Linked DNA regions of Homo sapiens: region 1 is linked to region 2. A link is a loop called in an ENCODE intact Hi-C map of the cell type or tissue named here. Cell type or tissue: PC-9. All regions are shown on one strand. Each heading gives the region's core, and the rest is flanking DNA. Links, peaks and the distances in the headings are about the cores only. Region 1 overlaps LOC124904230 (a long non-coding RNA gene). Region 2 overlaps AGL (amylo-alpha-1,6-glucosidase and 4-alpha-glucanotransferase).

Region 1 (4,403 bases), core at 154-4,153, 50 kb after region 2:
TTCTTGAATTAGATGCTAATTCTGCCCTCTAGAAGGGGGTTCCCAATTCATTGTTCTTTATGTTCCTTGATTTGACCTTCTGGGAGACAGTTCTTCCTTTATTATATTTTTTAGTTATATGTGAAGAGGGTATTGGAGAATATGCACTCTTTGGAGGCTAACCAGTATCCTGAGCTCATTTCCTGTGTATAGAGGGCTGTAGGCCAAAGAGACATGTTAAGTTTTGTCTAGGCTCTTGGCTCCTTTGGCAATACAATTATCTTATAAACATTACTGGTTTCTTATCTCTTAGATTCCAATCAGCTTCATTTGCCAATGGCCATAACACAGTTCTTTCCTTGACATATCTCCATTTATCTGTCTACTTAATTCTAGGTACCTTGAGCCTATCAAGCTTGGTGGGAGACCAACACCTTTATTCCCTGTTCATTTAGCCATTTCATCCAATTGAAAGGACTTACTAGGTGATATCTCAATCCATTTAGAGATTTTAAAGATAGGTATGACAGGGATAGGCTTGGTTTGATTTTTTAAAATTATTATTAAAGGCTTCCATTAGAAAAGTATTTGCCATTGTCAACTGTGCCAGTTCCTGAATTTCTATGTTGTCTTTATTCCTTTCCATTCCTGCTTACAAATTAGTAAATTATTTTTTGGCTATTTCTCTTTCATGAAGTGTCTTTCAAATACATCCAACATTAACCTACACATGCTATTAACATTTTGTTTTCTAGTCTCTTGCACTGGAGCTATAAACTTACTATGTTCATTATTTAACTTTTAAGTAATTGTAGGTCACAGTTTTATCAAATATTCCATAGTACACCATGGGTTATCATTCTTCCAGCTGCTAAAATCAGTTTGCTTGCCCCCATCACTTGGCCCCTAAGTCAAAGTCACAAAAGTCATGCTTTTGTTAAAATACACCCATCTCTGGCCATAAGTTTCTGTATTAATCAATATATGCTAGGTTTTGTCAAAAAAATTTTTTTTCAACTTCCAAGTGCTTGGAAATTGGCAAAATCTTAGTGTGACCTCAAAGGAAGATGTGGAGGCAAAATTAATATAAGTAGAATTTGGGCCAAGCTTGAGGATTGCAACTTAGGAGTACAGATTCAAGTTGCCCTAAATATACACTCTGATTAGCAGCAGTTACAAGTGGATTTTTAAAGGAAAAGAAGAGGCAGCTCCTGACTTGTTTACCAAGAATTTACATATTTTAATGTAAATTAAAATGTTATTTTAAACCCAAGCTACTGATGGGCTATACATTGTTGTTGTTGTTGTTGTTGTTGTTGTTGTTGTTGTTGTTGTTTTGCATCATAAATTCTGGGAACACAAAGATCATGGGTGAGGCAGCTAGTCAGGAAGAAAATTACTTTAAATAATTGTCCCCAAGCATGGATGTAGAGTGGGAGTTGCAGGATGGAAGGCAAGAATGACCAAAATCCCATGCTCTTGTCTCTTTGGGACTGCATACCTCCCAAAGCTCAGACTGCCCTGAGCTATTTTTCTTTTCTCATTTGTAACATAAAATAATAAAAAATGTATTTCTTGTTCATGCTATACGTTTACTGTAGGTTATACATCTCCTAATTCTAGGATACAGTCTGATGATGAAGCAATGCTGCACATTGCCAGACTCAAAGGCAGAGAGAAAGAGGAGTCTAAACAGTCGCAAATTGGCAATTCAGTGCCCTGGCCCTGAGGTAATTGGCCAGAACTGGACATGTGGTCTCACTCAACCACAAGAGAGCCTGAGAGTGCAACCTACTTTAAGAAGTGCCCTGCAGGTTGAGAGTGGGAAATAGTTGGTGAACAGCACAATCCAATTGCATATGAACTTCGTAATCAAATGTACACTAGGACTGGTAAATGAGGCCCAACTTTACTGGAGTTGTAGCCCCCATTCCCAGATTTAAGAGGTCCCTTTAACAGCACAAGTGCATACTATACATACTGTGCACCTTTCTCTAGTCTTCCACAAAGGAAGCTGTGGTGATTTTATCAGGTAACTGTGCTAGATACAGGAGAATCCCCAAGGCTTTAATTTATATTTAACCCTGACTCTGAGATGAAACCAATTCATTGATTCTCAAATAGACTTTAGAGCATCAAGTGATAACTGAAGCTTTGATCAACAAGCCCCATAGGGTAGCAATCATGCAGGGTAGCTTCTCCAGTTTCCGAATGTACAGAGGGAGGAAAGGGCCTCATCTCCCTGAAATCTCCTCCTGGGCCCCTGACTCGAAGAATAAGTCTACTATAGGAAAAAACCAGAAGCCACTGAAATACTCTTCCTCAGAAATGAAAAGTAAGTTTTATTTCAAACCTATCAGATCCATGTTCTAGAGAATGTTAAACTCTACAGATCCATCTCAGAATCAAAGGACCATATTCATATTGACAGTTAAGCTCTTATAATGGAAGTAACCTCATTCAACTCTTCTTAGAAGTAAATGATGGACAAGTAGATAATCTTTGGCAATCCTTTCCAGTTTTGTTTACACATAGGTTTCTTTTTCCCCCTGAAGAACTAACAAGAAAAAGCCAGATTCAATTACTATGATTTGGCAGCTTGAAACAACAAACTGGTTTTTCCTGCTCCTGAGCTGAAATTTCAATTAAATAGTTTTAAAAGCTATGATGGCATAGGAACAAAATATTTGTCAAGTGACACCTGGAAACCTGCAGCTTAATTCTCTAAGCACTGAAATTTTTTTCAATATTTTAACCATTTTGAGCAGAAATTCCTTAAAAATGTCTATCAACATAGTCCCTGCCCTCTTTCTTTCTTGTTTGTTGTCTTTTCATTATTTTCTCCTGGGTTTTCTAACAACGTCTGACCTTTATCCATTAAAGTCTACCAGCTTGGCACTGTCTGAAGATATTGATCTAGAGAATGTCATTTTGTGTGCATAATGTTTGCAGCGTCAACTGCACTAAACATAATTTGATCTGGCCTTAATTTCTCTGGGGCATCATAGGGAATCCCAGTTATTGTACAATATCATAATGCACTCATGCCTTCAATAGGGTTGCCACATTTAGCAAATAAAATTACAGGACATCCAGTTAAATTAGAATTTCTGATAATCAATGAATTTTTTAAAGTATATCCGAAATATTCCATACTTCGTTGCTTATTTGAAATTTAAATTTAACAAGGCTTCTGTTTTTTTTTTTTTTTTTTTTTTTTTTTTTGAGACAGAGTTTACCCTCTTGTTGCCCAGGCTAGAGTGCAATGGTGCAATCCTTGGCTCACCGCAACCTCTGCCTCCCGGGTTTAAGCAATTCTCCTGCCTCAGCCTCCTGAGTAGCTGGGATTACAGGCATGTGCCACCACGCCCCGCTAATTTTTTGTATTTTTAGGAGAGACGGGGTTTCTCCATGTTGGTTAGGCTGGTCTCGAACTCCCAAACTCAGGTGATCTGCCTGCCTCGGCCTCCCAAAGTGCTGGGATTACAGGCGTGAGCCACTGCGCCAGGCGAAGGCCTCTATTTTATCCGACAATTCTAATTAGGTACCACTGAGACACATAGTCCTATTTGGCCCTGGCTGCCTTTAGACTATTATCTTTTTCTCATTTGAAAGAGCTGCAGACCTTGGGTACTGATTTGAATTGTTGGATGTCCAGACTTGCAGTTCAGGCTCAGCTGACATTCTTGCCCTGGTGAGCTTCTGTACCTTCCTCTTCGCCCTCTGAAGGTTGGCTGAATAATCAACTGACAAAAGTCAGATTAATAAGAGAAGAGGCAGGCTGGGCACGGTGGTTCATGCCTGTAATCCCAATACAATGGGAGGCTGAGGCAAGAAGATCACTGGAGCTCAGGAGTTTGAGACCAGCCTGCATAAAATAGTGGGAACCCATCTCTATTAAAAGTAAAAAAAAATTAGCCAGGTATGGTGGCATGTGCCTATAGTCCCAGCTACTCAGGAGGCTGAGGCAGGAGGGTTGCTTAAGTGGGAGGCTGAGGCAGGAGGACCTTGGAGGTCAAGGCTACAGTGAGCCATGATCATGCGACTGCACTCCTTCTAGAGAGAGACCCTAACTAAAAAAAAAATAAATAAAAAAAAAAGAAAGAAAAGAAAAAAGGCATAGAAATTTATTAGTGTACATGAGGAGAAATCACAGGGTGATTACTCTTATCCCCCATGTAGTACAGAAGGGTATACCATCTTTACAAAGAATGAGAGCTCCAAGCATGGCCAAAAATAGATTATGGTGGTAAATCAGGTTATAGTGGCAAAACAAGTTACGGGAGGGACAGAAGCAGAGGCCTGACTAACAAAGGTGGGTAGCAGCCCTCAGAGAGAATAGATGGTGGAAGTTTCTTTCAGACCTTTAAAAGTGTCAGAATCTCAGTAAATCTTTCCTAGATCTGGACAAGGAAGGGCCTCAG
Region 2 (4,403 bases), core at 287-4,286:
AGGAAGCGGAGGTTGCGGTGAGCCAAGTTCATACTACTGCACTCCAGCTTGGGTGGACAATACCAGACGCTGTCTTAAAAAAAAAAAAAGACATTTTATTTAACTCAGTGTATGTATATAAGATATTGTTTCAACATGTAATCAATATAAAATTATTCATGAGCTATTTTACATTCTTTTTGGGTGGTGCTACATCTTCATAATCCAGCTTATATTTTACATTTATAACACATCTCAATTCAGACTGGCCACATTTTCCAAAAGTGGATAATTTATTGCCTTGTAGTAGATAAAAATAAACTAAATATTACTATTTGTCTGTAACTAGATGTGTGAATTGTTTTGAATGATTAAAACTACCATGTCTTATGTCATTTTTCAGGAAAGGCTATAAAGGTCTCATATGATGAGTGGAACAGAAAAATACAAGACAACTTTGAAAAGCTATTTCATGTTTCCGAAGACCCTTCAGATTTAAATGAAAAGCATCCAAATCTGGTTCACAAACGTGGCATATACAAAGATAGTTATGGAGCTTCAAGTCCTTGGTGTGACTATCAGCTCAGGCCTAATTTTACCATAGCAATGGTTGTGGTAGGTGATTCGTTTGTAAAAACATTTCAAAAAATGATGTGCTAGAGTTTGCTTAGTTCCTTATTCCCATTTGTTTTCAAATTCACTTCATTGCTAAAAAGTAGTATATTGCTTACTAGCTAGTTTTAAATAGTCTTTCCTAATTAATCAAGTATTATGCGTATCACTTTTAACCTGTAACATTCAGTATCCAAAAGCCGAAAGTAATAGATGATGACTAATGAAGTGCTTCCTAGAGTTTTTCACATTCAGAGCACACATAGAAGATGTTATTTGTGGCCAGATGCAGTGGCTCACACACTTGGCGGACTGAGGCAGGAGGATCACTTCAGCCCAGGAGTTTGAGACCAGCCTGGATATCATAATGAAGCCCCACCACCATATTTGAAAAGAAAAGAAAAGAAAATGATATTTGTATAGCACAATAGGTTACATGGAGTAGGCTGCTTGTGCTAGATCCAACTACTTCAGTTAGCCCCAGGCCCCACCCAGCTACCCTGAAAGCTGAGGGTCTCTGTATCCTACACACCTGTGCTATAACCAGTGCCTCAGCACACTAGTTGGAAAGCCCTGAACTAGTGAACTAAAGTGGATAGCTTTAGTTAACATTCTGTTTTCATTGTTGCATTGCTGCAATCAGTTTGTCCGGCAAAGAATTTTAGACTCTCTGCTGTTTTAAATCTATACTTTAGTCTAAAAATAAACTACAAGGAAGTAAAATAGAGAAGGTATGTGTTCTTCTATGCCTGGCTAGCTGTTTTCACGTTGTCAAAAAGAGTACCAAACCTACTACTATAAATTATAGTAGAATGAAAAGTGTAAAAGTACACAAAGGTAGCTTTGGTTCAGCGTGGACCATTAAAATTAATGCATATTCTTGGTCAACAATGCTTTTCTCTTCTTTCTCTGTATCTCTGATAAATTTACTCATGCTATTGGAGTAAAAGTTCTGTGTTTATTTATGGCCCCAGAAGCAAACAATGGGTATCAGATGTACTTAAAGAAAGCTATTATGAATCTGCTGAAGAATGAGTTACATAAATTTAAGTGTGTGCTGTCTGGGTTCAGTGGCTCACACCTGTAATTCCAACACTTTGGGAGGCTGAGGTTGGAGGATCATTTGAGCTCAGGAGTTCAAGATCAGCCTGGGCAACATAGTGAGACTTCATCTCCACAAAAATTTAAAAAAAAATTAGCCATTTGTGGTGGTACACACCTGTAGTCCCAGCTGCTCAAGAGGCTAAGGCAGGATGATCGCTTGAGCCCAGGAGATTGAGGCTGCACTGAGCTCTGATCTCGCCACTGCACCCCAGCCTGGTGACAGAGTGAGACCCTGTCTCCAAAGGGGTTAAAATAAAAGTGTGTTCTGCCTTCAGTGTAGCTGTGGCAACTTCCTTTTGGAGCTGAGTAACTTTCTTGAGGTGACACAGAGAAATAATCACCTCTAAAGGCTTTCCTAACTTCTACGGCCAAAAACAGTCCTTCTAAGTCAGCCTCATAGGATTAGATCTGTTTAGGCATCTACACTCAAATTCTGACCCTCATGGTATTTTAAGTAATTTTTTTCAAGCTTATGAATAGTTTCTGTGGGTAGGAACTAATTCTTCTGTGATCTTAAAAATTTGTATATTTGTTTTTGGCATTCACTAGGCCCCTGAGCTCTTTACTACAGAAAAAGCATGGAAAGCTTTGGAGATTGCAGAAAAAAAATTGCTTGGTCCCCTTGGCATGAAAACTTTAGATCCAGAGTAAGTTGGAATATAAGTATTAAGAATGTTATCATATTTAATCCAAATACATTGACATCAACCATAATTTTTTTTTTTTTGCCAGGGCAACAAAAGGAGATGCCATCTCTACAAAAATAAAAGTTAAAAAAAAAATTAGTTGGGAGAGATTGTGTACACCTGTAGTCCTAGCTACTCAGGAGGCTAAGGCAGGAGTATCACTTGAGCCCAGGAGATCAAGGCTGTAGTGAGCTATGATGGCACCACTGCACTCCAGCCTGCTTGACAGAATGAGACACTGTATTAAAACACACACACACACACGCACACACACACCAAAACTCACAATTAAAGCTGACTCTTGTGACCAGCTCTCCAAAAAAAGAAAAGTAACAAATGGAGTATAGATAACTGTGTTATAAGTTCCATGTATTACAATAAAGCAATATGTATATTCAGTTGCTATTTGTAATCCGATAATAGGCCAATTTTAATTTTAAAATAATTTTATGGAGAAGCTTAAAAATCACCTTTCCAATCTATAATTAATAAAACCATGTCTTTAATTTTTATTAATTCAAATTATTCTATATATATTTCAATTATTAGATAGGCTTCAATATATTAGAGGCCTAGGAAATAGTTGACTTTAAACCAAGCCATATTTAGTGCCAGGCTAACTTCTTTAAGGCAAGATACCAGAATATTTTACATTTTTTATATTAACCAGTATTTGTTAATCATTTTTAACACATGATTAAAGTCCTGTGAACTCAGTATGTACTAATTTAAGGTTAGATGGATGATGTACTAATGCCGAGCTTATTCTGTAGAAGACAAAATAATTGATTATTTCTCTTACCTTTGTTATTGAAATTTTTCTAATGCTTTTTACATAATATCTGATCATCTTTTATTTAACTTAAATTTCAATCATTTTGCAGTGATATGGTTTACTGTGGAATTTATGACAATGCATTAGACAATGACAACTACAATCTTGCTAAAGGTTTCAATTATCACCAAGGACCTGTAAGAATTTCATTTATCTTCTGAGTTTCAGTTTAAATTATTTTTCAAGTAATTTTTAGGTATTTATGGTTTTTTTTGTCTTTTAAATAATCTTTTTTAGGAGTGGCTGTGGCCTATTGGGTATTTTCTTCGTGCAAAATTATATTTTTCCAGATTGATGGGCCCGGAGACTACTGCAAAGACTATAGTTTTGGTTAAAAATGTTCTTTCCCGACATTATGTTCATCTTGAGAGGTAAGTCATCAGGAGCATGTAATTTCCATAACTAGTGTTTAGTCAGTTTATTAGCTATTAGGTAAATTACAGTTTCTTAGAATTGATTTCTGTATGCCCTAGGTATCCCAATGAAAAGTGAAGCCTTTATTCTTTAACATGACAAATTCTGTTATATAATTTTCACTTTCTCTTATTTTGGGTTGTTATTTATTTTAAGTTGAGGTCTTGATATTGTGCGATTTATACATGTGGAATAGTCTTTGATTTTTAAAATTTCCCTGATGTTTTTGGATGTGGTTAGCACAGGATAAATATAAAAACTGAAGGTACTCAGCCTGGGCCTTTTGAGTTAATTGATTTAAAGATATATCAAGAAATAGTTTTCAGAAATGCTTTCATTATAGTTAAAATATCAGAACTGGTCTTTTGCCTGTTAGTTCAAAAAACATTTTTCACTTCCTTGTCCTAATTATTAGCAAATAGACAGTGTCAGAGTTACGTATCTTTATAAGAGTATAAATTCAGAGTGTATCTTAATTCCTCAAATTTTAGATTATACCTAAGTATATCTATATTCTATTCCTCAGATAATGAATAAACAGCACAAATTTTATCTCCTTTCTTACAAGCACATAAGGGACTTCTGCGTGTTTCATATTAATAGAGCCACTCCTGGTCTGTTTTGTTTGGTTGTCACCATGGTACAGATTTTACCATCCTTTTAAGCTATTTATGTCTTTGTATTTAAAGTGGCTTTCTTGTACATAGTAGCATGTAATCGGGCCTTGCTCTCGTGTAGCACAACAGTTTCTGCTTTTGGAATATTTAGACCAT

Evidence for each region. Peaks named below come from ENCODE experiments on the same cell type or tissue, not always from the same donor. Only the 100,000 strongest peaks of a DNase experiment are listed, where the experiment ranks them.
Region 1: a loop joins it to region 2, with 2.0 times the contacts of the local background. A loop is called at or near these places in 3 of 110 quality-filtered maps.

What each region holds. Positions count from the first base shown.
Region 1 is chr1:99,963,271-99,967,673 of GRCh38, forward strand. All of the region lies in intron 1 of LOC124904230 (a long non-coding RNA gene), which reads right to left. Among named protein-coding and RNA genes, the nearest start is that of SLC35A3, 4.5 kb to the right of the region's middle. In PC-9, for the core only: no CTCF peak of the experiment used is centred there; DNase peaks (open chromatin) are centred at 2,581 and 2,921; H3K4me3 peaks cover 630 bases; H3K27ac peaks cover 2,359 bases.
Region 2 is chr1:99,913,145-99,917,547 of GRCh38, forward strand. It overlaps AGL (amylo-alpha-1,6-glucosidase and 4-alpha-glucanotransferase), which reads left to right. Exons shown (of 34, transcript NM_000642.3): 30 at 383-594; 31 at 2,245-2,342; 32 at 3,266-3,353; 33 at 3,454-3,587. It overlaps LOC124904230 (a long non-coding RNA gene), which reads right to left. Exons shown (of 7, transcript XR_007066251.1): 7 at 53-73. Among named protein-coding and RNA genes, the nearest start is that of SLC35A3, 55 kb to the right of the region's middle. In PC-9, for the core only: no CTCF peak of the experiment used is centred there; no DNase peak of the experiment used is centred there.